Linked DNA regions of Mus musculus: regions 2, 3, 4, 5 and 6 are each linked to region 1. Evidence: chromatin loops called from intact Hi-C (ENCODE). Cell type or tissue: left cerebral cortex. All regions are shown on one strand. Links, peaks and the distances in the headings refer to the core of each region. The heading gives the core; the rest is flanking DNA. Region 1 holds the start of Fgf13 (fibroblast growth factor 13). Region 2 has its middle 59 kb from the start of Mir504. Region 3 has its middle 65 kb from the start of 4930550L24Rik. Region 4 has its middle 260 kb from the start of Gm25851. Region 5 overlaps Fgf13 (fibroblast growth factor 13). Region 6 has its middle 98 kb from the start of 4930550L24Rik.

Evidence for each region. Peaks named below come from ENCODE experiments on the same cell type or tissue, not always from the same donor. Only the 100,000 strongest peaks of a DNase experiment are listed, where the experiment ranks them.
Region 2: it touches region 1 in a loop (2.6-fold over the local background); 2 of 42 quality-filtered maps call a loop at or near these places.
Region 3: it touches region 1 in a loop (2.9-fold over the local background); 2 of 42 quality-filtered maps call a loop at or near these places.
Region 4: a loop joins it to region 1, with 18 times the contacts of the local background. A loop is called at or near these places in 7 of 42 quality-filtered maps.
Region 5: it touches region 1 in a loop (2.4-fold over the local background); 2 of 42 quality-filtered maps call a loop at or near these places.
Region 6: a loop joins it to region 1, with 16 times the contacts of the local background. A loop is called at or near these places in 9 of 42 quality-filtered maps.

What each region holds. Positions count from the first base shown.
Region 1 is chrX:59,133,040-59,138,425 of GRCm38, forward strand. It overlaps Fgf13 (fibroblast growth factor 13), which reads right to left and starts at 1,397. Exons shown (of 5, transcript NM_010200.3): 1 at 838-1,397. The coding sequence starts at 1,024. In left cerebral cortex, for the core only: a CTCF peak has its summit at 2,244 (motif pointing left); DNase peaks (open chromatin) are centred at 720, 944, 1,240, 1,679 and 1 more place; H3K4me3 peaks cover 2,291 bases; H3K27ac peaks cover 1,774 bases.
Region 2 is chrX:59,035,885-59,041,270 of GRCm38, forward strand. No RefSeq gene overlaps it. Among named protein-coding and RNA genes, the nearest start is that of Mir504, 59 kb to the right of the region's middle. In left cerebral cortex, for the core only: a CTCF peak has its summit at 2,325; a DNase peak (open chromatin) is centred at 2,507.
Region 3 is chrX:58,973,661-58,979,046 of GRCm38, forward strand. No RefSeq gene overlaps it. Among named protein-coding and RNA genes, the nearest start is that of 4930550L24Rik, 65 kb to the left of the region's middle. In left cerebral cortex, for the core only: no CTCF peak of the experiment used is centred there; DNase peaks (open chromatin) are centred at 3,188 and 3,323.
Region 4 is chrX:58,617,580-58,622,965 of GRCm38, forward strand. No RefSeq gene overlaps it. Among named protein-coding and RNA genes, the nearest start is that of Gm25851, 260 kb to the left of the region's middle. In left cerebral cortex, for the core only: a CTCF peak has its summit at 2,989 (motif pointing right); a DNase peak (open chromatin) is centred at 3,011.
Region 5 is chrX:59,067,907-59,073,292 of GRCm38, forward strand. All of the region lies in intron 3 of Fgf13 (fibroblast growth factor 13), which reads right to left. Among named protein-coding and RNA genes, the nearest start is that of Mir504, 27 kb to the right of the region's middle. In left cerebral cortex, for the core only: no CTCF peak of the experiment used is centred there; DNase peaks (open chromatin) are centred at 3,042 and 4,382.
Region 6 is chrX:58,810,588-58,815,973 of GRCm38, forward strand. No RefSeq gene overlaps it. Among named protein-coding and RNA genes, the nearest start is that of 4930550L24Rik, 98 kb to the right of the region's middle. In left cerebral cortex, for the core only: a CTCF peak has its summit at 2,429 (motif pointing right); a DNase peak (open chromatin) is centred at 2,453.

The DNA.
Region 1 (5,386 bases), core at 265-5,264:
TAAACTGCCTGCTCCCCTCCCTGCCCCCACCCCCACCCCCAAGGTCTACCTTGACGCAACCTGACACCTAAGGCTTTTGGAATTTCTTCTGTCGCGGAAATACCTTGCCACTCAGCACTGAAATGGTCCAAAAGGACCCACAACCTGAAGATGATTTAAGTGCTGTCTTTTGTCTTGTATTTAATGTCAAGTTATCAGTTTTACTAGTCTGACCAGGTCACTAAAATCTTTGACGCAAGGTTCTAGAATTATTGCCACCACCACAACCACCCCCCCTCCAGCAAACGCTTCAAAGCTGCCCCACAAGTCACGTCTGTCCCGAAAAGAAATGGAATGCCTAAACAGTGGAAAACTCATAGCCCTTGGGACTGGAACCTGGAGGGGAAGGGTCTGGCTGGCAGTGATGAAAGCAAGATAGGAGTTCCCCGGCTTTTCCAGGAGGGATGGGCAATGAAGTCAGCCCTGCTCCTCTCTTGCGATCTCCAAACCTACAGGACAGCCTGTCTGGGTTACGCCTTCCCTTAGCCCAGGGGCATGCACACCCATACATGCATGTGGCAGGTCTGAAGAGGAGGGCGCACCTCCAGGGCAAGCTATGCTCCTGGGCTCTGTGCCTGTCCCAGGGCAGTTGCATTGCAGCAAGCCTGTTTAACTGTTACAGAGGCAAGGAAAAAAAAAAAAAAAAGCAATCGCCTTCCCACGCACGCACACCGGCTAGGGGGCCTCATCTGCACAAGCTAGGCTCCAAACTCACCTACGCTTCCATGCCGCCCCCAACCCCCTTCACAGTCGCAAAGTAAGAGAGGGCAAAGATAAAAGGCAAAGCCCCTTTCCGACCTGGTCTCCTTCTGCGCCTCTTCTTGGAGCCAAAGAGTTTGACCCGGGAAAAGACGTTTAACTTGTTTTTGTCGCAGCTGGTCTTGCCTTTGCTGGGGCTGCTGACACACTTGCAGGCATTGGATTTCTCGCGCTCGCGGGCTTGTCTCTTTTGCCGGATGAGCGAGCTGGCGATAGCCGCCGCCATGGCCACGACGCCCACCACCACCACTTCTTCGGGGGCCCCTCTGCCTTCGCCTCCTCTCGCTCCTCCGCTGCTGCGCTGCTCGCGCCTTGGCCGCCTGGGTCTCCTTAGCCTGCGCTTGCTTGGCCGGGGCTTCTGGGCACTCCGGCTTCAGTCGCGGAGGGGGCTCAGCATGCCTTCTGAGCTCCTCCGAAGGTGCTCGGGCTCCCGCGCGGGTTCTGGTAGCCTTGGTCCGAACCGACGCCACAGCCCCGGGCCGGGATGGCAGGCGAGACTAGCAGGAGGCAGGCAGAGAGCTGCGCTTGTGACTGCGTGCGCTCGGCCCCTGAGCCCCGAGGACACGGTGCAAGTCCAAGCGGCTCGGGTCGGAGTTTCGCGGCACCCCCGCCCTGTGTCGCGTGGAGGGGGCCGGAGGAGGGAGGCGGGCGGAGGGAGAGCGCGCGGGCGGGAGAGAGGCCGCGGGCGCGGGCGGCGGGCGCGAGGAGGGAGGAGGCAGCGCACGGGGGAGCGCGCCCTCGCCCTGGCCCCTCCGGCGCTTCCACTAGTCCTTGCAACTTCGCCGCCTGAAGACCGGCAAAAGTTGGCCGGTGCCAGCTTTCCCGCAGGGATCAAACAGGTAATGGCCTGGCATCGTCGCTGTGGCTGCTGCTCTGGGCGCGGCACCGTCGCAGCACAGGAATTCAGTCGCTGCAGGCACCCTCCAGAAGAGCGCGACAGCCTGGCGGAGGCCCCCTCCCTGTCTCGGCGGCCCCTCCCTCCCGGAACCCAGCTACTGGCTCCCGCCCGCCCGCCGCCCCCGACCGCCCCACCCCCCGGGTGCAGAGTCCCCGCTCCCACGAACACCTGTAGAAGATCAAGACACTGCCCCGTTGCCCAAAGCCCTCTTTCCTTTTCCCTAAAAGAGGCTTAGGGAGAAACAGTGATGGAGGAGGCACTTAGGGTGAGATAGTTGCCTTGCAGGAGCTGGGCTGTGCTGGGCTTTGGGGCTGGGAGAAGAGGAAAGAGGGTGTGCATTGAGTACAGGACTCAGAGTTAGCCCCAGCCAGAACCCCAGAAGTTGCCCAGACTCCTGCACATGGCTCAGTAATAGCCCACATCCCACCAGAGACCTGCGGAGATATTTTGCATGGCGACACTTGTAGCCCTTCAGGAGAGGAGGCCAGGGCACACAGACGGGTTCAGCCCCCACTATAGCGGCAGCAGCAGGCACTGCAGAGCTGCTCCAGCACACCACGCTGCCACCCAGTGGTTTCTGCTGACTTTTCCTTTCGTGCTGAAGTGTACTGGCCAAGCCTCGTTGTTTTTTTTTGTTTTGTTTTTTTTTTCTCCTCGTCGCCCCCTCATCTGGCCATTTGGGAGCCACGCAGTGAGCCTGGACGTGTACCACGGGCAATATTGGGGGAAAAGAGCATAGCCCAGATCTTCATTTCAGCTCTGCTCCATCCCCCATTTCCTGCTTCCTTCTTTTACTTCTTCCTCAAAACCAAAAAGATTCATCTATAACCCCCAATTCTGGAATCAGCTTGGCCTTTTACTAGCTAATTTGTACTAATAGGTTCTTTCTCTCAGTCCTTGTAAATGCATTAATGAGATCATTAGTCCGTCCACCTCTGTACCTTTAGATGCTATTATTTTGCTGTTTTGTTTTAATCTCCAAGGCTAAATAGAAAGCTCTACTAGGGCTCTACGCTTTTTGTACTGGACCCTCTCCTCTTTCCCAGGTCATTTCAAAATAAACTAAAATGCAAAACCAATGCTTAACTTATCCAGAGTCTCTGAGAAAGCAAAGAAAACATCAGCTTAATTCATGGAGCGAAGACCCCTGGTTTGCTCCCACTGTGTCTGGAATGCCTGCACAGTTGGAGCTCCTCTTGTTCACTGTATTCCCATTTCCTTGTCATATAGACAACATCAGTCAAAATCCATTGAAAATTATTGATGAATGCGTGGTTGGTATTGATTCCAGATGGAAGAAGAGATGTCTCCACTCAGAAAGAACAATTGGTTAAATTTCAGGAACTAGGAAGGGAAGTATTTCATCGTAAGCTAGATCAGAAGAAACTTTGACCAGGACCAGATATTTGGGATTTGGAATGAATTTACTCTGGTACCTTATTCAAGGGCCCCTGTTCTTCAACTCATATTGCTTTTGGAATTCCAGGTCCAGTATATGAAAACGCTAAACAAGGACAAAGGTTTTATTTAGAAAAGGAACAGACTTGGCAAAGGATTAGGAAATATTACAAGGAAATGAAAAGGGCTTTCCTACATAGTTTTTCATCCATTTCTCCAGGAGAACTATTTACCATTTGCTTAAATAACCCCGGAATATTTTTAGAGTGCCTGTGGATTTATTGTCTTCTCTTGGTTAGATACTGTCAGTAAACAGACTCATAGAAGAAGACTTGAGCATATACAGCCAAGAGGGGCAATTACCATTACAAAGTACAAGTACGCAAACATCATCTGCTCTCCTAGTCCTTATGTACCATCAACTTGTTTGTGTTTTGACTGCGAATTGAACTCTCTGGCATGAGCACATGGGTCCACTGGGCCAACACTGACAACTTGAGTCCATGGGTATTTGCAAATACCTTTCCTGCTCAAATTCGTTTCTTCTCAGTTATTTCTCTAAACTTTATTTTTAGCTATTGCATAAAATATAAAAAAAAATTAAACTTACAACGGAAGTACCACAGTCTCTTAAAGCATGTATATTGTGTAATGTTTTATGTTAAAAACACCTGGTCAAATACTATTTACCATGAAAATCTTCAAGTTTTGAAATATACAGTCCATTATTGTGTATAGTCATCTTTCTGTGCGATAGCACATCGGAACGTTTTCCTCCCACCTAACTGTTACTTACACATTGATCAACCTTCCCCCATCAATCTTGCTAATTCCCAAACAGGGATAATAGAATAAATAAGACATAGTCCTTGTTGGCATCCAAAAGTTCCTTCTACTTCTTTATATTCTCCACCTCATTCTCTCATTTCTATGAGAAAATATCTGATGTGAGATTGATGAGACTGGATTAAGATGTCTCTAACTTAATGTATTCTGTCTGACTGTAGACCACATGCATTCTTCTCTCTCTTTCCTCCACTAAGATGTCTGTGACTCACAGTCAAGTTCAATCCAGAACATAAAGAAAGATATCTGTGGGGGATGGAGAGATGGCTCAGTGGGTAATAGCATTTGCTGTTATTGTATCAGACTCAAGTTTGGTACTATGTACTCATGTCAGGCTGCTCGTTGAGGTCCGAACAGTCTTCTGGCCCCTGTGGGCACCCTCCTCAGCATATTACAGAGACACACACTAATACACACTCAAACACATGCAGCCACACATGCATACGCAGACATGCACGTATATATATACATGGAACAAACGGGTCCCTCTAAATCACATTATCCAATTGGCTTAACTATAAATAAAGCATGCTTTTTATGGTTTCCTACCACTCATTTCTATTCCCCAGGTGCTTAGTAACTTAAAGAAAAGCATGAATATCATTTTTCAAATCCTCAAAGTGCTATGTATCTGAGGAGGGCAAAATGAAAGCCAGAATTGCAATATGTCCTAGAAAAGCCTATTTGTCTTTTATTTTCTCTCCACTGCCATCTCAGACCAGTAGAATGGCATTTGAGTGGGAGGAAGAATAAGAACTCTCTTTTGACACCTGCTTCCAAAACACCCTTTCTCCTGGCTTGCTTTATCAGTAGCAGTTCTGCTATGGGATTTTTGGATACCCTCCAGATTCATAGTTTGAACTCTTCTGGACTGTGTGAGTCTATTTTTCTTTGTTTCCCACAGACCTCCTGTTCCTCATGGTACCCACCAAGCTCATGCCTTGATCATATTACGAAAAATATACATTCTTAGCACTTTTCTCTATTTCCATTCCTAAAGAACTCTATCCTGGCACCCGACTAGTCAGGAGATATGTTTTGTTTTGTTTTGTATCTCCTATATTAACTGGCCATGTGAGTTTTGTGGGTATGATATTCTTCCTGTTGAAAGGAGTATCTTGGTCAATGTCAGTCACTTCCAAGCTGGAGTCTTCGCTTCCTAAAAGTAGCAGCCTGTAAATTCCCTTGACAATGTTTTAAACATGGCACCTCTACTTCCATCTATTCTGTGCAGTACAGCTCATTGTGGGATTTCTTTTTAAAATAAACATAAAAATTCAACTACTAAAACCAGAATGTTTGAAAATGCCTGGATGAGATGCACCTTACAAGGCTTTTTAGGTCTGACAGTCTTGACTTCATTTTGTGAACAACCCTGTTCCTCCAGCTGCCTTATCTTCTAATACCTGCCACTTGTCCCTTCCTATATCACCAAAACATAAACTA
Region 2 (5,386 bases), core at 119-5,118, 97 kb before region 1:
TGGAAGAAATAATGGCATGTCTTCACATAGCATAAAGATGCACTGACAAAAAGGAAACTCTAATTTCACAGAGGCCTCTTTATAGGGCACCGATCCATGGCATTTATGAGATCAGAGGCCTCCTGACTGAATCACATTGTAAGCATCTCAATACCATTACATTAAGGAGCGTGTTTCTAAGTGAATTCAGGAGAGAGGCAAACACTTAAATCGAAGGGCCTGGCTACTTTGAGAAGCACATGAAGTAAGCATTGATGAAGATGTGAGAGCAGTGGAACCCTTGCCTACCCTTGGTGAAGTTGCAAAATGGCAAAACCAGTTGTCATTTATCAAAAAGACAATGTAAGATAGCCATCTGTCAATAACCGATGGAAGTTTCAGGAAACTAAATTCAGTGGTAATTCAGTAGAACTATGCATCACAGATGAGAATGCCACATCTCTGAGACATAAATATGACTTAGTATGTCCTATATTATTTTGAGATATATGCTTTAAAAGTTTGGTATATACTTGCTTTTGTCATTTTCTCATCTCACATATTTATATTAGTTTGGATTGCTTCTCTGTTTTCCTTTTTGTTTTGAGACAGGGTTTCATGTACCCCAGGCTAAACTGATCCTAATTACTTTAATTCCCAAATGCTAGGTTTCTATGTGTGTGCTACCATGCCCAATTTATATGGTACTGGGGACTGATCCCAGGGCCTTGTTCATGTTGTACATGCATTCTATCAAGCAATATGCCAAAACCTTTTCATGTGACTTCTGCTTTTACTCTTTCTATTTTATCTTACGAAGCCAGACAATCCATTCTCTAAGGCAGGATTTGCTTTAAAAATGTTGATATACCTAAAAGCCTTGCTTTGCCTTGCCTTGCCTTGCCTTGCCTTGCCTTGCCTTGCCTTGCCTTGCCTTGCCTTGCCTTGCCTTTCCTTTCCTTTCCTTTCCTTTCCTTTCCTTTCCTTTCCTTTCCTTTCCTTTCCTTTCCTTTCCTTTCCTTTCCTTTCCTAACTGCCTAATCACTTGGGTTTTCTGGTATCCAAGTGGCCCATCTACCTCATCTGTTGGATTTCACACTTATTTTACAAAGAGGATGGCCTAGTTGGTTATCAATGGGAGGAGATGCCCTTGGTCCTGTGAAGGCTCTATGCCCCAATGTGGAGGAATGCCAGGGTCAGGAAACAGGAGTGAGTGGGTTGGTGAGCAGAGGGAGGTGGAGGGGATAAAGGGAGGGGGTTTTCGAAGGGAGACCAGGAAAGTGGATAACATTTAAAATGTAAATAAAGAAAATATCTAATAACAAAAAAAAAGAAAAAAAGGGGGGGGGGAACCCTCTACATAACAATTTAGTACATGGTTTGATTTTCTTCCCTGCATTATATTGTACTGAATCACATCACATAATTGTCTAAGTGTTAAATTTACCTAAACGACATCCTTGATTTCAATCCACAAAATTGATTTCCTATAAATCCAATTATATGCCCAATTGCCTAGACAACTTTCCAGCAAATTCAATATATTACACTTTCTTTTTTTTCTGTCATCCATTTTGTTTTGTTAATCAAAGTTTTTCTTTGAATGAATATGTGTGTGTGTGTGTGTGTGTGTGTGTGTGTGTGTGTATGATTCACTCTGATTATTTTTAACACCCATCCTATTTTATCTTCTCCCATCCCTGTCCACCCTCTCCTTCCCTGTCCACCTTTCCCTTTTACCTACACAATGCTTTTCCATATCCACACCTTTGTATTTTGTTTCATAACTCCCTGAGTTTAGCCAGAGCCATGTGTGTGAGCATAGACTTGGAACTATCTAGTGGAGACATGTGGACTTACCTGTGGGTATGCATCTGAAGAGAATAACTCTCCTGTACAGTACAGTGAAATGCCAGGGCCAAGAAGTGGGAGTGGGTGGCTAGGGGAGTAGGGTGGGGGGAGGGTATAGGGAACTTTCCGGATAGCATTTGAAATGTATATAAAGAAAATATCTAATAAAAAAAATAACTCCCCATTTCCCAGAATTTATCTGTAGCCAGTAGTTTGGCAAGGAGCAGTAGAGCCCCACTATTCCCTCCCTATCCATGACTGGTTTACAGGGCTAGCCATGTGCAGTCCCAGGGAAGGTAACCCCAGCTACTGTACATCCATGTTTACAAACACCACTTTGTAGCCAGAAGATGGCCTTCTACTGCACTTCTCCCTCTTTCCTAGCTCCTGTATTTGTTCTTCTTGTCCCCTCTTCAGTAATGTTCCCTGATTCTTGGAGGGTGTGATGATCTAAATAAGAATGGCCCCTAGAGGGAGTACTTGATTCCCAGCTATTTGGAAGTGTTTAGAAAGGATAAGGAAGTGTGGCCTTTTTGTAGGCCATGTGTCAGTGAGGGTGGACTCTGAGGTTTCAAAAGACTAGTGCCATTCTGAAAGCTTGTGGCTCAAGATTCAGACACTGCCTGTCTGTCATCATGGTCCTCACCATGACAGTCAGGTACTCCAGTGCTCTGAATCTGTAAGCCCCTAAGTAACTCTTTCTTTTATAAGTTGTGTTGGTTATGCTGCCTACTACAGCAAGAGAAAAGTAAGTAAGATGGGGGCATGGCATAAATGTGTTATTTCAAGCTACACATTCAGCCATCACTTACTCACAGAACCTTGGAGCACCCATGAGTCTGCATTCACTGCCATTCATTGCAATAAGAGGCTTCTCTGATTTAAACTGAGAGAAACCTTTGTCTATGGCTTTAAACTAGTAACTACTTAAAACTTGTATCAGATATCCAGCATATCAGATATCTACATTATGATTCATAACAGTAGCAAAATTACAGTTATGAAGAAGCAATGAGATATTTTTATGGTCCGAGTCACAACAACATGAGGAACTTTATTAAAAGATCCCAACATTAGGAAGGGTAAGAACCATTGTGTTAGAGTACGTGTTTTATTGATTACTGCTAGAGGATTTTGGTTTAAAAAATGCAGCAGTTTAACCATTGTCTTATAACAGAGTTCTTGCTTGTACTCCTTAAGCCGTACATAAGTTTATTTTTATGTTTCCCTCATCGTAATATTTTTATTGATTATTTAGGGATTTTCTACAATGTACACTGATCACATTCACTTCCCATTCCTCCCATGTCCCCCTTCTACAATTGTGCCCACCCCCTAAAAAAACAACCAAAACCAAAACAAAGCACCAAGTTCTATTTGTGTTGTCCATATATTAATTGGTGTATGGTAAAACTCCCAATAGACAGTGTTAAAGAAAACTGAGTACTTCCTCACTACTCCTTTGTCAAAAGCCATCAACTGTGAAGAGCTACCTTCCAGCATCCTTATCACAGTTTTTAAGAACTCTTTTCAATAGCTTTCTATATAGATTGTTTCTATTTTATTTTCCGTTTTTGCGGGGGAGGTGTGGAGAGGTTGTCACAGAAACCTTCAGTGTTTCTTGTTCTTAGTTATGAGGCTGCAGTCTTCGATACCACTTTAAAAGAAGCTTCCTTGCCAATCAATAGGAAGGACCATGAACAACTACTTGGTCTCCAGGGGTAGCATAGAAAACAAACACCAATATGATCTCCAGCAGCAACAAGGACTATGAGAGTCAGTTGAGGAGACTTAACTCAGAAAATGAACCATTCTTCTCTAATGTCTTGTTTTTGCTTAGAGTCAGGGTGATCATGCTAGCTGGCAGTATGTTGGGGCAGGACTTGAGTGAGCTCTAGACTGCTGTAAGCTAGCACCCGTGACTGTGACTACATACCCTGCAATTTGTCTACTGGTGCCATGCTCCCATATCTGCCGCTGCTGGCATCATTGTGCATGTTAAAAACATGCACATATTTACCATCCTAACCATTTTAAATATATGACTAAGTATGACTATTAAAGTATATTGTTACTAAATAAGTTTCCATTCCCTTTTCATCTTGCAAGTGGGGAACACTGTAACTAATAAACAGCACTCTACATTTCCCTTCTTTTGTCAGGCCTGTTAGTCACCATTGTATTCTATCTGTGACTTTGACTTTAGATACTGCATGCAAGTGGAATTGTATCACATGTTGTTTCCTTTTTTGTTCCTATAACAGAGTACTACAATTGAGTTTTTCAAAATGGGCAGAAATTTATTTAGCTTATAATTTTAGAGGATGAGAAATCCAAAATTGAAATACTCTTAATATTTTGTATGAACATTAGTATACTCTGTGCTAAAATATGGAAAACATAGAAATATAGACAATTATAACCAACTGCATAATTTCATGACGTGAATTTTTTATCCACATATTGTTAGGCATTGAGGTTTACTTTTATAACATGTTAATCTGTATTGAACATTTTTGCTGATATCTTTTCATATTTATGGCTCTCTCCTTAGATTCAATTTCAACATTTAATGTTTCTAGGTCACAGACTTCCAAGTGCTGAGGAGCATTTGATTGTGCCTGAAAACAACCTCATATTATCGTGGGGAAAGTGGAAGTGTCACTCCAAAACACTCAAGATGAAATATTTATGACTCAGAGACTACATGAAATATTGAATTATACTTGTTTTTCTTATATGTGGTATTAATTTCCTCTTCCTATTCGATTTTATTAATTTCATTACATATCAACAGTGTTAGAAAAACCATACCTTGAGTAACTTCTTATGTATTTTATCAGTTCATATGCCAATTACAAACAGTGTATCTTTTGCTGTTGTTGTTTCTGAGAAAGGATCTGCCCTATAACCTGGACTGAACTGGACTGGACTGGACTGGACTGGACTGGACTGGACCCCTCTGATGCTTCTGCTTCTGTCTTCCAACTCCTATATTAGAGGTATACACCACCACCCCTACATTAGGGGCTTGTCCTGATTGTGTCCTAATATTCTAATGTATATTCAGAAAGTAAAACTCAGTTCGTCAGGCTAGTGGCGTGTGCTTTACCCACTGAGCTATCTCAATAGCTCCACTTCATTTTTGTACCCACATACTTTAAATGGCAATACTTTTGATACAATACAACTTAAGCAATTTTCTTTTCTTCCTTCTCGTTTGCTTATCTCACCCCCAACCCCAATTTTGTAGTAAGGTTTCAGTGACACAGATGGAGAAAACAAGGTATTCATCGACAAAGTCAAATTTAAACATCTATCCAGAAATACAGCCCTCCAGAAGACACTAGAAGGAAAACTCCACCCCAGGGAGGCTAACTACACCCAAGAAAACACAGGAAATAATCTCAAAACAGCCAAACCAAAAGAAGGGTACCACACACATATGTGTGTGCATACACACACACACACACACACACACACCACCACCACCACCACCACCACCACCACCACCACCACCATCACCAACAACACCACCACTACCACCATCTCAAAC
Region 3 (5,386 bases), core at 318-5,317, 160 kb before region 1:
GTGGGGGCTGGAGCAAGAGTGAGGTCAAGACATGTACAGACTCTGAAAATTCTCATCTTGAGACCAGCAGGAGTAAGAATCTCTCTGCCTGTTCTAGGCCTCAGGGCATGTAGTCCTACAACTCCTGCCTCCACCATCATTGAGGAAGTCATATAGCCCTGATGGCCAAATTACAAGCTTAAGCACCTGGAATCTGTCCTCATGCAGATAAAGTTTTCTCAGCACCTCAGTACTAGCTATTATTACACTCCCCTCAAAACCCTGCCCACACCCCAAGGTTTATGTAGTCCTTATTATCCCTGAATATTATATATCCCTGAGGACTATCTCACTGAATACCATTCGGGAGATGTTTCACTTCCGTCTGATAAAGAAGAGATGTAACACTGGAAACCATCTTGGAGAAGGCCTTCTTTCCCCAGCAGTCACTTGGCCAGACCATGATCCTGCAGATATGACCTAGCCATTCTGATTCAGCTTCATTCGTTTAAGCCCAGTGTGCAAGAGTGTCTGAACATCTTGAGGGAAGAAGCAGGATGCATACTAATAACCATATTTGCTGGAGCACACAGCATGAAAACAATACCCTGGATACAAAACAAAACAAAAACAACAACAACAACAACAACAACAACAACAACAACAACAACAAAACAAAACAGGGAAACACCAAGAAGACTTTGGTCAACATTTAGGGTCAGTGAAGGGAATGAGCATGCTATAACCTTTAAAGATAGAAAGACAATTTAAGAGGTCAGTTGTGTTCAGCAGACAATGGAGAGCTATCTTAAAGGATTTTGAGTATGAAGCAGAAGATTAACACTATGTTTTGGGAAGATTAATCTTGCCATATGGTCAGTTTCAAACAATCCTTATACATAAATTCTATGTGATGCCATAGGAGGTATTTAATTCATACAATTGAAATCTATATCCTCTTGTCCTTGTCTCAGTAAAAGTAAACTGCTGCTCAAAGCAAGCAGGTCAATATATTCCTCTACTTACAGAACATTCCTACTCGATTGCCACTAAAAAGTATTGAAAATTTATCAGAAGTGTTGTGAGAAACTGGCCTATTGGTATAAATAAACCACATGCACACACTGTAAGGTTGAGCACTTGAATTACATGTCAATACCTAAACTCTCTCAGACTATGCTTTGATTCTCTTTATGATATAATACCAGCATGCTGGGGTTGGTTAGGGTGAGTTAATTATAATTATTCCATAGTAAAGGAAGTAAACAGAGGACCATCTCAGATATTTATTAAGTATTCCTTCAAGGTGCTAATTACCATAGGTGATTTCTTTACATGATAATAATGAACTTTTCTTAGACTGTATTAGTAAATGAACATCTCTGCCCTCCACTTTACCCAAAATCCCAACCTCTTTTTTGGAAGCAATACAAAACATCTATATTTAGCACTACTTTCTCTTTAGGAACAGGAATAAGAAGTTTTCTTCATTCAAAAATACTTTACTATCAACTACTACAGGAAGCAGAGTAAATTTCAATCAAGCACTATGGATGTCCCAGGGATTAGCTGCCCAAATCACAAAAGGAATGACTTCAGAATAGTTAATGATATAACCTCATTAGTGGCCATTAAGTATGAGCTACAAATGTATATTCATTGCCTCCCTCTTTTTCACTACTTTTAATTAAAATTACTGTCTTCTCTATAAGCTGTTATCATCAGACCTGCCATGATATAAATTAGCCAGTCATTGATAGTATAAAGCACTAGAATAGTTTTGTTCCATGCATTAGACCAGTTTGAAGATTTTAAAATCTACTATTAGGTGAATTTCTTCAATATCACAATAAAAAACTAGACCACTGTTTTAAATTTCATAACATCATGCCCATGATACTAAAAATCTCACTTCCCAGAATTATTTCTACTTAACTTGGAAAAGGGTTTCCAATATTTCATCAACAGCCTTAGAATCAGATGACTGTATTAAATATATCTTGTAAAACACATATTTAGTTGGGTACTATTACTAAAGAGACATCATAACCCACTGAGGGAAATCTAAAATTTACCCAATAGCATAAGAAATGAAAAATGCAAACCCATTTCATTCGTTCTTCTGAGAAAGTTCCATCACACTAGGCATGCATCCTTTTTCACCTTAATAAAGAAGCCAACCAAAATATAAAGGCCTGCTTCTTTCCTTTAATCCTATCAGTCTTTTGTTGGTCCTTCTATAACTTCAATATAGGGAAACATTGTAAGTAATTCAATCCTTGGGATATTTCTTCTCTTTTATTACAGATACCTCTTGATAAAGGATTTAATATCTATATGCCATGAGTCTAAAATTATTTTCAAGACAACATTCTTTTCTAATTAGATCTTAGTCTAGTGAAAGTATAGTGTTCTTCATCTTTTCCCAACCTTGTCTCCATTCTGCCTTTCTTTCCATCTCATTTCTTTGCTGAGTTTTTGCTCTGTTCTGTTTGCTAGGATGTACTCTGCTACTGAGCTCTGTTGACCAGCCTGTCTTTTACTTTTACTACAATTTACCAGACTTTACCAAGCCTTAAGGATTTAACATTTTTCATTGTCTCTGCCTGGACCTATCTTCTTCCAGTTGTTCCCACTGCCTTCTCCTCACTTCTTTCAGGCCACAACTCAGATAATATTTCATCACCTCTGCTTGTGCTTACCAACCACATTATGAGCCCCTTAAAATGTTAGCTCTAAAATAATAAATTCCTACTCTTCTGTATTTGTTTCTTTGTGGTAGCCTGTATGAGTTTTAAAATAACCCCAATCACTTAAAACGTATTCAATAAATAATATTTGTGTGAAAAAGAACACATTCTGATACAACCTAGTTATAAAATACTCCAGTGAGAATTCTGGAATGATATACTTGAAAGAAATGATCACTATGAAACCCAACACTACGTCTGATGGATATATGCCAATAAAAATAAATTAATTAAAATGACAATTCTTCCTATTAATTACTAACAAATGCTAACAACAGCCCTGCTTGCTTAAGCAGCATCAATCTGGTAGGACAGAATCCAAGAACTATGACAATTTCTGCCAACACCCACTCTGATTCCCCTTTACCCCAGCCATCTGTTAACTGTTTCTATTCATGTATTTGGCTGGCAGCTTTGTTTTCAGTCCCATCTAAACTTTTTTTTTCAGCAAAGGAAAATGCATAATCTCTGTGTGTAGTACATATTTAGCCTTTTCTTGTTCAAAATTTAGTGCTGTTTCCTTGCCTGGGCATTCTGAGCTGCAGTCTAATCTTCTTTTAAATAGTTATCATCCAGCCAAGGCCCTTGCCATGTTTACCACGTTGCTGATCAGAAATAAGTTTGGCTCTTTGATGGACTGCATTACGCACTTGTTTCATAATGAAACTGTACAGACATGCTGACTAAGTTGTGTGGAGGCAGGATAACTGTAGAAACTAGCTTTCAAGCTGCTTCAGTAGCTTCGCCTATGACAATTAGAAGAATAAGATTGTTTGCATGTTCCCAAAATTGTAGGGAGGTGAAGCTAAGAAATGAGTTTTCCAGGACTTAAAAATATTAAAATATTTTGGTTCTTTGAAAAAGAAACTAAGTAAAACATCAGTTATTCTACAGTAATTATATGGGCTTTCCTTGATGAAGGTTTTGTATGGACCTTTTAAAATTCTAATTATATCAGTGTTGCAAGGAAATGCAAGTATTGTACAACAGTTAAATGCTTCAGGGGTGTTCATGACACTTAGAATAAGGATGTATTCAAAGCCTGGAACTGTTAGCTTCCTTTGAATAGCTTTTCTTAACCATAGTACATTAACTCAGGAGACAAAAATTCTAATTTAGTTTACACTTTGGTTATATTTCAAATAATTGAATAACCAACCTCAGATGGAGCATGACACATTTAGGAGAGACCTGAAATCAGGACCAAGGTTACTACTTGTCTCTACAAGGAGGATATTGATAGTGACAAATTACCTACCTTCTCTGGATCTGAATCTCTTGATCTATAATGAGAAGGCTGAAAACCAATGCTGATCAGCTAGTGACCCTAAGGGAAAAATTTCAAAACATGATGGTATTTTGGCATTTAGCAGGAAAACAAGAATGACACTACTGAAATAGACTTGCCAGTCCTATAAATAAAGAATTGCCTCTGTTTTTAAACTCACTTTGCATCCTGATCATTAACCCCTCACTCATTCCCTACTGAATCCCCCTCCCCTTCTCTCCTGAGAGGGTGGAGGCTCCCCTATGTTCCCCCCCACCCTGGCACATCAAGTCTCTGTAGGACATCCTCTCCCACTGAAGGCAGGCAGCATAGGTAGGGGAATGGGATTCACAGACAGCCACAGCTTCAGTTGTTGAGGGAACCACATGAAAACCAAGGTATAGATCTGATATGTATGTGCAGATGGAAGTCGACTTATGAAGTGGACTTATACAGTTCCAAGATGTTCATATTTTCTAGAAAATAACAAAATATTAAGTTAAACATAGGCATTTAAAGAAGCACAATATAATCTCTAGAATAAACAATAAAATAAGAGTAAAAACTATATCTAATACAGTCCCAAAGAAAAATAAAAATTTTAAGAAAAATTATCAATTAACCTATGAAGAGATAGTACAGTCAACAATGTAGGGATCATCACCAAGTAATAGTAAAGTTATAGACATAAATTATAGCATATTTATAATTTCAGTCATTTTTAATGGTTAAAAAACAAAAACATACTATCTACTAGAGATATACTTCATTTATAAAGACACGAGATAGTGGAAAACATCCTGAGTGGTCAAAAAATTAGATAATGCAAATAGGACAAGTACAAAGGCATAACTTGATGAGTTAATTCAATATTACTAGACTTCAATATAAATATTATTAGAAAAATAATAATATAAACTAATAAACTAGAAATCTTAGAACCAATCCAGCCTCGAAACCTTAAATCCACAATTTCTTCTGCCTACAAGATGTGCAAGGGCAAAAGATGGAACGTAATTTTTTTGTGTGAGGGTTTTTTCTTTTTTTTAATTAGATATTTTCTTCATTTACATTTCAAATGCTATTCCAAAAGTCCCCTATACCCTCCCCCACCCCTGCCCTGCTCCCCAACCCACCCACTCCTGCTGCCTGGCCCTGGCATTCCCCTGTACTGGGAACATAATTTGAGGGAAAGAGCAATCAAGCTGGTTTAGCTTGAGGCCCATGTCACAATAGGGAACCCATCTCTGACACTATTAATGATATTCTGCTGTACTTATAGACAGGAGCTTAACATAACTCTCATCTGAGAAGCTCCACCCAGCAGCTGATGGAAACAGATGTTGTGACCCACAACCAAAAATGGAATCCTGTGTAGGAGGGGGAGGAA
Region 4 (5,386 bases), core at 117-5,116, 520 kb before region 1:
TATAGCAGACTGCTTGTTATTCCTTCAAGACATTTAAAAGGTTTTCACACCAGGAACTCAAAAATGTCTTCAAAAATTCTAACTTTAGAACAAAATATATAAATTATATACATGTGTGTGTGTATATATATATATATATATATATATATATATACACACACAGTCATCTAATTCCTCATCTGAATTTGGACCATGCTTCTGTTTTATGTTATCTTCATCATACTCTGTAAAATGATTTCAAGTTTGACTCTCAATCTTTGTAAAAATAAAAGTGTATTATCAAATAGCTAAATGATTAAACTCTACAAAACAAAACAAACAAACAAAACCATTTAAAATAGGACCAAGTGCAACAACTGCATATGGCTACACTGTGAAAAACCTTTGTCATCTCTCATCTGGACGTCTACAAAGCCTCCTGACTGGTTTTCTTGTGCCCCCATCTCCCATTCCTACTTGGAGCTTATGCTATTTACAGCAAGCCATCTAAAGTGATTAATTTAAGTAAAAGCTAGATGAATCAGGGCATTGTTGCTAGTTTTTTGTTCACTTAAATGCATGAAACAAGCTAAAACACATCAGAAACCAATCCAGTATCTCTTTTTGGATAAGTATATCAGGGTTTTAAGATTTAAGAATTAAGACCTAATAGATGAGTCCAGTCTTGGAAATTATAAAATGTAGTTAAGGTTTTCTGGTCCCTAGGAAGACCCTTTAGTCTGATTAAGTAGTATGTTACTTATCAGGAGTGAAGGGAAGGCTGCAGTCATCAGTTCCTTTCAAGGCACAAGTATCAAGCATAACAATTCATCTTGTTCCTTTGTGTTGTTTCAATACCTGCATTCATTCATACCTACCAGGGTTCCAAATGATTTTGGATACTTCTAACCTTGTGGGGACTGTTCACACACCACGTGTATGTGACTAGGGCTTATATTTCTCACAACGTACAGCTACCCACAAAGGTTCTTGTTCCTATCTTTTTTTCTAATGGCAACACAGAAAATATCTAAGTGATAAAATGCAAAATCAAAAAACAAATATTTCATTGGAAATCTTAAAATATTGATTATCTTTTGTTTATTCCTTGACAATTTCAGATATGCGAATGATCAGATCCACTTCTGTTGCTGTAAATCTCTCCAACCCAGATATGCCCTCCCAATGATAACACAACACAGTTAATATGATTACATGCTGTGTGTCTAGATTGGGCAGATCTACCGCTACACTACCATCTTCCACAGTTTATGAGACCCCTTAGAACTGCGGTTTCTCTAAGCCATGTGCTTCTGCTCTGCTTTTCTTCGTCTTTGTCTTCCTCCTCCTCTGCATCCTCTCCCACATTCTGCTCTACCTTCCCTTTTATCTGCCCAATCAACAGCTCGTCTTTCTTTTACAAATTAAGGTGGGAAGCAGGTTTCCAGGAAATCACCTGAGTGCTGACTCATTCCTTGTTCGCAGCCCCTCCCAGGAGAATGGAATTAACATCAAATATCATTAGCCCCAGGGCTATCCATAACACACTCGCAGTTCCTCTCACTCTTCCAGGCACCCCCAACCACAGACCCTCCCCACTTCTTGTCCCCTTCTTTATCCTGGTGATTTTTCACTAGACAAGTTTTACTGGAAACCATAGTGCTTTAAATGTCAGTTGACAACTAATTATCCAATCAGAGCTGACCTCATACAAATCCTTACTTCTTTGCTCAATAAAATCAATCCATAATCATTAAACTGCCTTGCAAACGCAACCCAGTGTGGTCAGTGGGAGATCAGGACCATCGAGACAATATTTAGTGCAATTCGGTCTTGTGTGCAGGAACTGCGGTTATTTCTCGCCCCTCACATAAGTGCTGTCAAACTGTATCTGGAAATACAATATTTGATAAACATTTTCTAGTGAAAAACATTTGAGATAAACATGCCCTAAGTTGTATGGAACATAGTAATTCCTAACATGTTCAGACTTATTTTTGAAGTTAGTCTTCTGTTTTATTTAAGGTTTGTAACTAATGTATATTTATTGTACCAAATAATGATTTTTATTATAATACTTGCATAATTTTTCATCATATACCCTTGTTATGCTTTTTTTAAAATCCCTCTCCCCATTTGTTAGTTTCTATCATCTTCCAAAATAGCACCCTCTAGTTTAATGGGATTTTAAAATATCATATTACAGTGGAACAATATTTATCTTTATGCATCTGACTTATTCAACTTGATGTGATAACACATTTCTTAAAATGGCATTATTTCTTCTTCCTTATGGCAGAGCAAACTCTGTTATATGTATAGATAGAATATTTTCTTTGTCCATCCTCTGATAGACACCTAAACTAATTGCATAACTTGCCTGTTGTGCATAGTGTCCCCCAAACATGGATCTCCTGACTTGAATTTCTTTGAGTATGTATGCAGGTGGGGCATAGTTAGATCATCTAGAAGTTTAGTATTTAGATTTTTTGAGGCATCTCAGTAATGACTTATATAATGGCTTTACTCATTAACTCTTCAATCAATAGTGGAGACTGTTTCTCCCTCAGAATACCTACCTTTGGCTGTTGTCAAAAGTCTAATGTTTACAAAAATAGTCTAACAGGAAGTGAAAGAAGTAGACATAACACATATGCCACATATGTGACATATTAGTTGCTTTGGAATAACATTTAAACACCGAAACCTATGTGTTAACAAGAAATTAAGAGTGTCTGCACCTGCTACATGGACGTTTGTGCAGAAACAATATTTCCAAAAGAAAGAGTAAATTGACCATATGGCACTAGTATATAAAAAAGTTTTGCTAAGGGTAATTTTGATAGACTTACATTAAAATTCAGCATGATAAGAGCTACAATCACTATTTTTACCAAAATATGTAAATCAACACTCATTTTAATTTTTCAAGTTGAAAGAGTTTTTAAAATTTCCATCCAATGTACAATCTTTGTTATTGACTAATTCTGCAACTTGTTTTGCTGCCAGCAGAGGGAGCTCAAAGACAAGATGCCAGGTTAGAGCCCTATAGGAGAATGACTGTGGATAGGGAGAGAGTTGGACAAAAATGTAAACTGCTGGATCTATATTGTTCCTGTACTGGTAGAACCCCTCAGGGAACAGCCATACCAGGTTCCTGTCGGCAAGCAATAGTGTTGGGGTTTGATGTCTGCAGACAGATGCAGATACTCACAGCCAACCATCTGTCTGAGCCGGGGGATCATAATGGAAGAGCTGGAGGAAGGACTGAAGGTGATTGCAAGCCCATTGGAAGAACAATATCAGCTAACCAAATCACACAGTGCTCCCAGGGATGAAATCACCAACCAAAAAGTACACACAAGGGAGCCGTGGCTCCTGCTACATATGTAGCAAAGGATGGCTTTATCTGACATCAGAGTGAGGGGAAACCCTTGGTCCTGTGGAGACTTGATGCCCCAGTGTAGGGGGATGCTAGAGCGGTTAGGGTTAGGCAGAAGTGGATGGAGGAGCACACTCATAGAGGCAAGGGGGAGCGGGGAGGGGAATAGGATCCGGGTTTGTGGAGGATAACTGGGAAGTGGGATATCATTTGAAATGTATACAAATAAAATGATTAATAAAAAATGTAAACTACTAGAAAGGCAGTATCAAAAAGTATTTGACTCTTAAACTACAGAGATGAGTTAAATTTAGCCAAGTTTGAAAATCTTTTAAAAGGGTCATTTTTTTTTCTTCAACACATTTATTTCTCCTACTTCATTCCATGTGCTAATTAAAATGAATTCAGCAAGGTAATATGAACATTCTTTTCTAGATGAATGAAAAGGCAAGACAATTTTGGAAATGTTCTGTTTGATTTTTATAATCATCATGTTAAAATGTTCTTTAAATATTTGCTTGTACATGATCTAATTAATCAATCATCAATTAATTTAACGTTGGCTTTATCATACAATGATTTCTCATCCATATTTGGGAGCTCATTTGCTTTTATTTTACAAGCTTTTCTGTCCTTTTCTCCCCACTGAGCTTGATTTAAACAAATCCTGGGTCTAAGTATCTGTTGTTTTCTGTGCAGCTCAGGGTTTGCTATACTCTGACTGTGGTGTTGAGATGGAATCCAGATGCAGTAGTTGTTCAGTTGTTCAGCTTTCAGGATCTGATCAGGTCATAAGAACTCCACTCCTGTGAAGGGGATTAGTGTGTTTATTAAACAAAATAATCAGTCCATAGGAGCTTGTTTGCATAGAATCTACAACTAATGAGCTCTCACCAGACACCAAAATCAGGTTGAGCTTTTCAGCCTTAGAACTAAGAGAGATAAATTTGTATTTGTAATTATTCAGTCCAAGAGATTTTCTTAGCCTTGATAAAGGCAGTGACTATGTATCATGTTATCCAGCATATACTTATTGAAGAACTATGATGTATCAGATCATGTAGAAATGCACTGGGGAATATGGTAATCTAGAACTAACAGGCAATAACTAACCATGGAAGTAATATCAGAGAAATGTTGTGAAGAAATTAAGGGTGGGGTAGTATGTCTGAGTAAAGTGTTAGACCAGAGACCTGGAAAAGAAGATGACCACAGGAGAGATCTAGCCAGGTTTGGGAAACATTTCCCATAAAGTCTGGTGGGTAATATGATACCTATCTCAGCAACTGAGTTCTGCCATTTTAAAATGAAAGTAGCTGTAGTCAGCAGCAAATAAAAGGCCATGACTGTAAATAATTAAACCTTATTTACAGAAACAGATCCATACCTGGAGTGTCCTCCAGGCAAAGCAAAGAGCAAAATTCAAAGCCTGATATAAGGTTTGGCTTGGCACTTTATGGGAAATAAGACCAGTATGTCTAGACAATAATGAATAAGCAAACAGGAACACCTTCAGTTAGTTTTGCATCATCGTGACCAAGAAACAACTAAGGAAAGGAAGGATTTATTTTACTTTATGGTTTCAAAGACATGTCAGACCTACTGCCCATGATTAGCAAGAAGAGAACTTAGGATAGTACCACCAAAAAATGGGTTTACCTCCGATGACTACTTCCATCACTTCAGCCTTCCACCAAAGTACTCTATAAATAAATAACCAAAAATAATAAACAATCAAACAAATAAATAAAAACTACAATCTCAAATCAAGTACCTGCAGGGAGTGTTTCAAATTTACATTACAGCAATATCACAGAGACCAGTAGTGGCAACTTCACGTGGTAGGGTATAGCAAGGCATTTTGAACTTAGTCTAAGTCTGAAAGGATATTTTTGGATGGTTTCTGAGCAAAGGAAAACATAATTTAATGGGTGTCTTAAAAGGTTGACTCAGGGTATTGGGTAAAGAGTGGAAGGTAGCAGGAAGAAGATTCATTGCTAGATTTAATGAGAGGTGATAGCAGCT
Region 5 (5,386 bases), core at 243-5,242, 65 kb before region 1:
TATAAAGCAATCATATGGATCTTTGATTTTTTCAATGATAAATAAAAGAAAATGAACATTTAGTTTTGCATTTACTTCTTATATTACTATTGTGTGTGTATGCTTGCCCATGCGCGTGTGTGTGTGTTAGATGTGTATGTGCATGGCTCATATGTGGAAGTCAGAAAACATCCATGTGAAGGTGTTTTCTCCTTTCACTTTTATTTAGGTTCCAGTGATAGAATTTAAGTCTCTAGGTTTTGTATGGCATGGATCTTTACCTGCTGAGTCTTTTCTCTAACCATGTGATTGCTTTTCATGGATTTGGGGGTTATCACGTATGATGGTTGCCAGTTGCCTGAGTTTCAAAGCAGTGTTACAAAGAAGGTTGCCTAGATTTCTAAAATGATTCTACAATGAAAGTTACTTTCACCATAAGGTAAAGAAAATAGATTTTTTTCAGCTCATTGTATCTTAATTCAAAATAGAATTTACTTGTAAACTCAGTGTTTCCTTAAAGTAACATTTACAAGCAAACCAATATGATATCATGGAATTCACACTAATTCTACAAACACAAGAGGACAGCCCAGAGTTCTTTGAACCCTGGAGTGTGATTTTCTTGATTTGGACTTGGCTATGTTTTCTTTAGAATGGGGCATTCAAATGAAAGTCTGCTACCCAACACAGACTGCTTCAAGGACAAAAGTCAGCCATCCTTTTAGGCTGCGTGTTTGGACACACATCAACATAGAATAAACATACACTAAAGTGGCCATTACTGAGCTAGAGAAAACAAGAAGCAGATTTAAGTCCATAAGTAATCCATGGAGTAGCAGAGAGGGCACTTGGAGCACAGATATAAAGTTGATGTTATTAGACCTTTCCCCTAATTTGTTGAGTTGAGAGGTTATCAGGAACAAGAGTTGATCATTTTGCCTAGGTTTTAAAGAACCATTGTTATGCATATTTTCTAGGCCACTGGTCTCTTTCTACACAGTATCTCTGTGATTCTTCCTTCCTCCATTTTCATATTTAATATTATTCTCATCATACATGCCAGCTGAGCAACAACATCTGAAGTATCTAAAAGTTACTTTAGCCAAGGAGAAACACATTTCTCTGCATTTCTTTGAAAAGAAAGCATGCAGGTAATTTTATTTTCTTTTTTATTAAACACTACGACATTCAATAATATGCCAGATGCCCCTTTTTGCTCTGCAGAACACATTTGGCCAGAATATCTTTGGGGGTTATTTTATTTAGTGTAGATACACACCATAGCTCTCCTAGGAGTCAACAAATTCAACCTACTAAAGCATAAATGTACTTCTGGGGCAACTGTCACATGGCAGAAACTTAAAAGAGTTCTATTTATGGGTTGTGAAAATTTCTCCTTGTGGGGTTTTCTCAACACAGAGAAAGCCAAAGAATGTCTACAAAGACATTTGATGAAAAAAAAAAAAAAACTCCACATTTTCTCTAGGGATGAGGAAAATTTCTGGAGTTCTTTGTGAATTAAATCATCATTTGGATAAAGTATTCATCCTTAGAAAGTAGGTTTTCCTTCCATAAAAAGTCAGAAATCATTTGCAAGTAAATCTGGTTAATGATCCAGTTGATCAAGATGACGCTGTTCAACCATACAAACAACATATTCCTGACTGGAGAATGAGTGGATGGGATCAATGCATATTCTAAGTCAGGTTTTGAAAAAATGCTATGCTTAACATCCTTTGTGGTAGAATGTATCCATTAATTTCATACACATTTTCAGATGGTCAATTATGTATTTGAATGATACTTAAAAAATAATAGGTAATTAATGCATCCCATTAACTTACTCAGTATCTAAAAGGGTTGGGCATATAGCTAGAGCAATATATATGACGTCAGAGTTAATTCTAATGGTGGCACTCAGGATATTCTCATTGACAAAAGAGATCATTTTTTCTGAGTCCCGAAGGAAGGGAAAGATTTCAAAACAGAAAAAAAAAAAAAAAGAATAGCTGAAATGCAGGTCAACAGAACTTAATGTCTCCCCTACTTATCCCTTCATTTTTCTTTTAGTATCTAGAATCTACCAAGTTTCAGTTGCTCACACTTAAACCCAGAGGACATTTGCATTCACTCTTGTGCTCTCTGCTTTGTGATCCCATGGCCTTCGCCTTCCTTACTTATAGCCAGTGCTCTAGTGTGTGACTTTACTGTTCAAAGAATCCCCTAATTGGTCTTCCTTGTTCTCCTGATGTTTGCGTTTCTAAAATAAGTTTCTCTTCCTCATGAACTCTTAATGATTTCACCTTGCCTATAAAATATACAAATAACGACTGGATGTTTCCTTTAAAATCCTCCACCAATTAACCACACATGTCTTTCCTAATGTCATTCATTAGTTTAGTAACTACCCTTTTCTTTCTGTGTCTGATAGCTTTCCTTTTATTGCACAAGGTCTACTTTAAATATAATTTCATTTTGAATTATATGTGATTTCTCCCAATCAGACTGATTAAATCTATATTGACTCCCAGAGGCTCTATCTAGGTCACTAACAGCCCATGACTTATACTCGTGACTGTTGACTGTGAACTTGTATTTCCAAATCTATACAGTGCTATCCCTATCTCCAGCCCCAGCAATGAAAGGTCACATTACCTAGCTTATTGAAGACCAGTTGATTATTGGATCATTGATTAGTGTGACTGCTGGATTTCAGTGATTGAGACTAAATAATGAAATTTACATGACTTATTAGACTCAGATTTCAAAACGTCTGCAGGGAATTTCCTTTATACCATAGTATAAAATCAGCTATATTTATAAGGAGGTTGTCATTGCATGGACAGATCTTGCATGAGTGATTTAACAGCTCTGAAGGAAGAATAATGTGGCACCTACGATGTTAAGAGGAAATCTTGGCAATAGTTACAACTATTGGAAAATGACAAGGAGGGACTCAATGAACTGAATACTCTGTCACATCCTGGAAATTTCTTAGTCATTCCTACTAAATTTGGACTCAAATGCTCAGCAGAGAAGAAAATGGGGCCAAAAAAAAGCATTTTGAAGCAACCAAAGGAGTGTTCTGTTCTCTGTATGTGACACTGTCATTCTTATCCTATGTTTGAATGAGTAGACAGAAGAGTCTTGATTCTAATAAAATGCACAAATATTGAGCATCCCATATTACTCTGAAGAGCCCAACAAAAGGGACCAGTGTGAGGTTGCCTCTCTTCGGGACACATCAGCAATATAAATAATGGCATTTATATTTGGCACAAGCCAAGAAAGGCCGATTTTGAGGAGATGAGGTGGGATGTACATCAAGGATCAAATCTACATTGCTTGATTGTGGATGCCTGCTCACTGATGACCTGAAAGAAGGTACCATGGTGGTCTTGACCCAAAAGAGGCACAGAGTGAAGACAGCAGTAGCTGTGCTCTGAATTTAAAATGCAGTAGATAAATATCTGCTACTAGAATAGGTGTATGAACTAATGTGTGTCGCATAGTCCTTACATCGTTCCTAACAATTGCTTAATATGAGTATAAAGTAAAAGGGACTTTGGATCTTAAAACTTTTAACACATTTATTTTTCCTAAATATTGTTTACCTCTCATACTCATATATATTTTTTCAGATAAATTTTATTTTAGTTCATGAAATCTTTTGTCTCCAATATCTTCTGTGTTTATGATTTCTATTCGATTCCCTTACAAGTTCCAGATTTGTTTCTTTTTGTGAATGTTAAACTTTTTAACTATATGGAATCTACACTAACTGGTTACTATGATCATATTTTAGCCAAGGAATGAGAAATTTGGGCAATAATGTCTCAATATAGACTTTTAAGGCACCACAGGTCATCCTGGATTCATGCGCACATAGCCCCAAGATCTAATGGTGTGCCTGAAACACTATCCAAGAACCAAAAACTTGAGACTGGTTTAAACTGCTATTCTCTTTTAGAGTCTAAAGAAGCATCTCTGGCTTCGTTGCTACAGTCACAGTGGCAAAGCACGGGTACTGTACAGTATGCTTGACCTGCTTGAGTTGGAGCCTTGCTCAAAGGAGGCTTAGAATAGAACAGTAGCTGCTCTAAAGTGAGGCTAGTAAGGCTTATAGCTGTACTACCAGGAACCATGGCCTAAAACAACACAGCTTAATATCTCTGTGTATATTTGTCAGGCAGGTTCTATAAGCACATTTCCAGTATTAAAGCAGACACACCAAGATTAAATACCTTTCTAATTAAAATAAGTAATTTGGCAAACAGAGTTTTCATCCCCCTACCCGCACTGTGCTCTTGAAGTGTAAGCTGTTATACCACTGCAAGGTGACAGTGGGACATGTGAGTCTGTATTTCAGCAGGATCGGAAGCTTTGAGGACTGCCACACAGACTGTAAATGTCCTTTTTACACATTTAGCCCCCACATCATATTTTTAGGTAGGCTGCATAGATACTCTTGGATCTAGGGAAGCAAAATTGTCTACTGAAGTAGTTCCAACAAAAACTGGTAACATTAAACCTGGATAGCAAGAATGTCTTCACTGTTCACGAGTTTGTTACATCAAGGCCATATATTCTAGCATAGGCTATTGCTTTTCAATATATTTTGTTTAATGAACATGTGACACTTTTAAAGCAGGGAGTACAGAACACAGAAAATATAGTTTCTACATTTATGCATGGACATCAACAGAAACATTATTTACATCCCTGAAACATGTTTTTCCCCCAAAAAGTCCTATAAACATTTTTAAAAGATTTTTCTTTCTCTTCAATGTCCCCAGTGACCTCTTTTCCCCTTCTATCTGCCAGTGCACTTTCAGCGGACTAATCCTCCAATTAGGTTAGCAATTACTGTCACTACCAAGGGTTATTCATCTAATCCTGAGCCATGTTCTAATGATAATTAATTTTCTGGATTTAAAATGTGCAGGTTATTTAAGCAGGTCTGATTTGTATATGTCAATGATTCTGAAGCATACCGAACATCAGGAATACATTTAAATCAGAGTTTCAGCTCTTTTATAAGTAAATGGAATTTCAAGATATAAATTATACTCATGGGGTGGCAAGGTAACTACCTATATTCCCTAGATAGACCTCCCTTCCATCAGTGATCCCAAAATCCAGGACTAATTATTATATTCAGAGCTTTGATGTTCTCTCCCAGGGAATATTTGAGGCAAATAAACTTCATTATTACTGAGTTCAAAGCATAATAAGAAAGAAGTTGAGAAAGAGGGAATCAATGCTTTCTGTTCTGTTGCCAAACAAATACATTAAGTTATGATAAAAAAAATGCTGGACTAAGAGAAATTGAGAGCAGTTCTCATATAACACCTGATTTACAGCAGATGACCTACTCATAAGTGATGAAAAATATATGTAAAGTGTA
Region 6 (5,386 bases), core at 186-5,185, 320 kb before region 1:
GTTGTTTAAAAAAAAACTTTTATGTGTTATTTAGTGTGCCTACTACTTATTTCCTCACAACTAAGTTCTCTCGATTTTCATGTGATTAATATTTACTAGACTTTCACTATGATTCTATGGAAACACGTTCTACTATTCATTGTGGAGTTCAAGCACAGCCTCCCATGAAATTCAGTGTCTAGTGAGGGAAGCAGACAAGGAAACATTATAGGCAATATATCCTAGTTATGAAACTGTCTAGTACAAGATGTTGGAAGTCTATATATAGGGAAGTATTGCTACTTTTCTTGTTACCAGTTAAAAAGTTCCATCACCTTGAGTATTTATTAATCTTTTAAAAAAATTTTAAATCTATACTCAAACCTTTGTCTACTCCTAAAACCTCCCTTGATATTTCTTTCTCACCCACAAAGACATTCCCTTTAATTCTTGCTCCATCATCTATTAAAACACAAGCTTTTTCAGAAAGCATTTTAGTCACAAATATAAATCTACTGGTTTAGGTAAGTTGTTTTGACTGCAGCTTATAAACATTCACTCATATTAGTGGAAAAAACAAAATATAATTTATTGTTTCTTTGCCCATGTATAGCATAGAATAAAAACATTCATTCAACAGACACTACTTTTTTGTTTAATCTATACTTGGGTATTATATAGCTGTCGTCTCTAAATGTATGCTGCTAAAGAAAGGATGGAGAAAAGACACATAAAACACCCCACTCGTGCCTTCATTGACAGGCTAAGACTCAGAATTATTCTATTTGCTACGTTAAGTATTGACCTACAAAAACAGAGAAAATAGGTCAGGGGAGAACAGGTAAGCCTGATGCAAAGAACTTGAAAGGTGGTTGCTTTAGAATTATACAACTTCTTGGGTAATCAAAGAGAAGAAGGCCAAAGGGGTTCTTTCATGTGCTAGAAAAAGAAGTTCAGAACATTCTCATGAAAACTCAGCAGTGGTGTTGCTTAACTGATAACTGGGTTTCCTGGAGACCTTTCCTATACTTTTATTCCAGCCTCAGCAGTTTAATCAGTTTCATGAAGAGAAAGAAGAGCTTGTTAAAAAGCCTCTGCTTTGACTTTTCTCTTTCTATCCTGCTCCCTCACACACTGTTCCAAATCAACCGGTAAATGACAAACCTACATGATAATGTCTTAGCTCATTAATGTGAAAGGAAGTGGGAGACATACAGAATGGCAAGTAACAGGCGTTAAAAATAACTGCTAATTGATGAACTATTCAACAGTCCAAATGACGGACCTTTCGGGGTGCTATATTTAGTATGACTTGGATTCATCCATTAAAAGTCTTCATTTCAGAGGAAATGGAAAATGGAGTACTAGATGAGGAAAAAGTGTCTTTTTAAAAAAATGACAAGGAAATGTATATAAGATATCCAAAAAGCTTAGGAAGATTTTAAGATTAAATCTCAAGTAGAATATTTATCTAGTTTCTCTGAACTCTCAGCTTGTACTATCTAGGTTCCAATTAACTTGAAAAGAAAATAATGTATTAAATTGGTAGAAAATATTTACCATCAGTGAAACAAAAAAGATAATTAAAATTTTGGGGCAGTCATTGTGGCACAGGGTAACAAAAAGGCAAGGGAATTTAATGTCTTATATATGTTGGTTGTTAAATTTAAGTAAAAGACTAACATGTATCAATATATTTATTACAGAGCTGTAAATTATTTTAGACTCTTGAAGGACTGCTTAAACCATGGGTTCTCAACCTATGGATAGTGACCCTTCAGGGGTCAAATGACACTTTCACATGATTCACATGTCAAATGTTTATATTGACTCTCATAAATACAGCACAATTACAGTAATGAAATATCAACTAAATAATCTTATGATTTGGGGGGTCACCACAACAGGAGGAAATATATTAAATATATTAAAGGAATGTGTCATTAGGAACAATGAGAACCACTAGCTTAAGCAAAAGTGCCAAGTACTTGGATATAAATCTTTGTTGTATTTTATTTTTAAACTTCTTGGTTTCATACCACATCTCTGATTTACTGACTGAATCTCTATTTGCCTTAGTTTATTGATTTTAGGTGAATAAATGATAACATCTTCCTTATGAGAATCTAATGATAATAGAGAACATTATATATAAAACAAATGTTCAGTAGATGGAAGTCACCAACATGGAAACTCAATGAAGTCATAAAATGTGCATCACTTATAATTACATGCCAAATAATTCTCTGGTGCCACACATGTAATAAACATGATAAATAAATGAACCTCACTACCCCATTAGAAAACTTATACAGAGATAAGTCATACAAAAGATAGAAAGGGTGCTGTTGGTCACTTCTCACAGGAGTCAAACAGTAAAGCCCCAGGTCTAAAACAATTATTTTTGGTTCTGCTCTTTTGTTATGAAAATAGTCAATTTACATGGCCTCACCACTAGAGGGCAGAGACAACAGTGTTTTCCTAGCAAGCAGTTGTCTCTTGTGAGACTATGCCAGGGCCTAGCAAACACAGAATTGGATGCTCACAGTCAGCTATTGGATGGATCACAAGGCCCCCAATGGAGGAGCTAGAGAAAGTACCCAAGGAGCTGAAGGGGTCTGCAACCCTATCGGTGGAACAACATTATGAACTAACCAGTACCCCGGAGCTCATGTCTCTAGCTGCATATGTATCAAAAGATGGCCTAGTCAGACATCACTGGAAAGAGACGCCCATTGGACACGTAAACTTTATATGCCCAAGTAGAGGGGAACACCAGGGCCAAAAAGTGGGAATGGGTGGGTAGGGGAGTCGGGGGGAGGGTATGGGGGACTTTTGGGATAGCATTGGAAATGTAATTGAGGAAAATACATAATAAAAAAATATTTTAAAAAAATAAAGAGCATGCAGTTTTGTTTGAGGTCTTCTGATGTTTCTTCTTTTAATGATTCCATCATATCAGTGATACATAATAATATCCCCCAAACAACATGCATTTACAGGCATGTTCTTCTATGATATCATGACTTAACTAGTATTGTTAAAAACTAGTTGATAGAGTAACACTATTTGTTCTTTGCTTTCTTTAGTGTTAATGGGTTCAGTTCATTCTCAGATTAAGAAGTCCCAAGAAATGCACCCATAAAAGTTTATGTAACTTTATTTTCAAGGTTTTTTACTTGAATCTATTAATCATCATAATACTCAGTTTCATGATGACAGTTTCATGTATTTTGATCATATTCTGTCTATTTTCCTCATACTGTTTCCTCTGACACTATTACTGATGCTGTGGTGTGCTTGCAGACAGGAGCCTAGCATGGCTGCCCTCGGAGAGGTCCAACAAGAAGCTGAAAGAGTCAGATGCAGATACTAGTTCCCAACCAATGGACAGAAGCTGGGGACCTCTGTGGTTGAATGGGGGAAAGCTGAAAGAAGCTGAGGAGGAGAGCATTCAGATGGGAAGTCCAGCAGTCTCAATTGACCTGGACCCCCTAGATTTCTCAGACACAGAGCCACCAACCAAACAGCATACATCAGCTTATGAGGCCCCTAACACATACAGAGCAGAGGATTGACTTATCTGGCCTCAGTGAGAGAAGATGCACCTAGAGAGACTTGCAGCCCCAGGAAGTGGGGAGGTCTGGTCGAGTGGGGTGGGAATGGGTGTGGGGGAGTGTGGGCATCCTCTTGAAGACAGGTGGTGGGGTAGGGAGGAGGTATAGGACCAGAAGAAGTGGTTGAGGGGCAGACAGGGGTGGGGATGAAGTCTGGACTGTTAAAAAGGATTAAAGAATAAAAGAAAACGTTAACAAAAAATTATACTGGATAAAGATGACAGGTGTTAGAATCAGAAAGACATTGAATCAGAATCCACATTGCTTACATTCTACCTTTGTAACAGACCCTCATCCCACTACTGTGTGTGTGTGTGTGTGTGTGTGTGTGTGTGTGTGTGTGTGTGTGTGTGTGATATGTGTATTTCTTCATAAGAAAACTGCAATGAAATATCACAATTTTAAGGTGTGGTATTAAGTGTTAACTCTTCCATTTTTATTTCATTCTTTCTATAAACTAAGAGACAGAGATGTGAAACTCTATTATTCCTGAGCTTTGGGTACATATATTCTTTCTTTCATTGCTAGTCAGTATAATTAATCACATGTCAGGTATGTACCTGAGGCTTTTACAGAATAGTGGAGAAAGTCCAGAAAATTGTCTTTGTATTTCAAGATGAGCAACAACAGTTTTATTGAAAGAAAAAAAGATGCCCCACATGATGAGATATTCTTTTTGAATACAATATAAGTAATATGCTCAAGTAGCTTTTGGTGAACTGAAGAACACAGCTGTGTCACTTGGCTGAAATAATGACTACTGACTTTGTCCTGTCTTTCAGAGCTGTGCAGTCTGGTGTGTAAGAGAACTGGAATGACTACATTCATTTAGGTAGGCACACAGATACCTATCAATCAGTGATCCAGCCTCCGGACACAGCTGAAACAATTGGAGAAACTGGTATCTTTTACTGTAAACTGCCTTGGAAAGCAAAGGCAAATATGAAACTATTATGTATCAATGAGTTTAGGCCAAATTGAGGAAAAAGGCAGAAACTGGCAACTATTTTTTTAATAACCAGAGAATATACTAATATCTACTTATAGAAGTACAGGTAGCCCAAATAAAGTAATGTTTTTAAAATATAACTTACTCAACATATATTTTTAAATGATTTTACTGAGATATGATGTTCATAGCAAAAATTCACCAATGTAATGTAGGAAATTCAATGACTTTAGTATGTTCAAAGTGTTAGGTAACCATCATCCATCCAACATTTTGATATTTCAAATGAAACCCTATCTTATTATGTACTTTAGTTGCAATTCACCTCTCCTAGGAACTCTGAAAATCATAAACAACTTTCTGTCTGTATGGATTTGCTCCTTCTGGATATATTATATGAATGGAATCATAAAATATTTAGCCTTTTATCTATGGTTTCTTTAGCTTAGCAAGGAGATTTCATGTTCATTTATGCAGGGACATAGAACCTTATATCATTCTATTCTACTGTTAACAATATTCTGTTGTACAGATTTACCAGGATTGAGTTATTTATTTGTATTTTATGAGTAGGTTAATTCTTTTGGAACATAATTTTATGTTATTTGATAAAGTATGATTTATCTACTTTTGATTTTGTTGATATGCTTTGGTGTTACATCCAAGACTGTTGCAGAGCCAACATCATATGATTTACTCCTATGATTTATATTTATATAATTAAAACTATATACATTTTAGTCATATGATATAATTTTGAAATTTTTATGGTGTATGCTAGGTATATAATTGCATTCTTTTACCTAGATATTTTGGGACTATTTGTGTGTGTGTGTGTGTG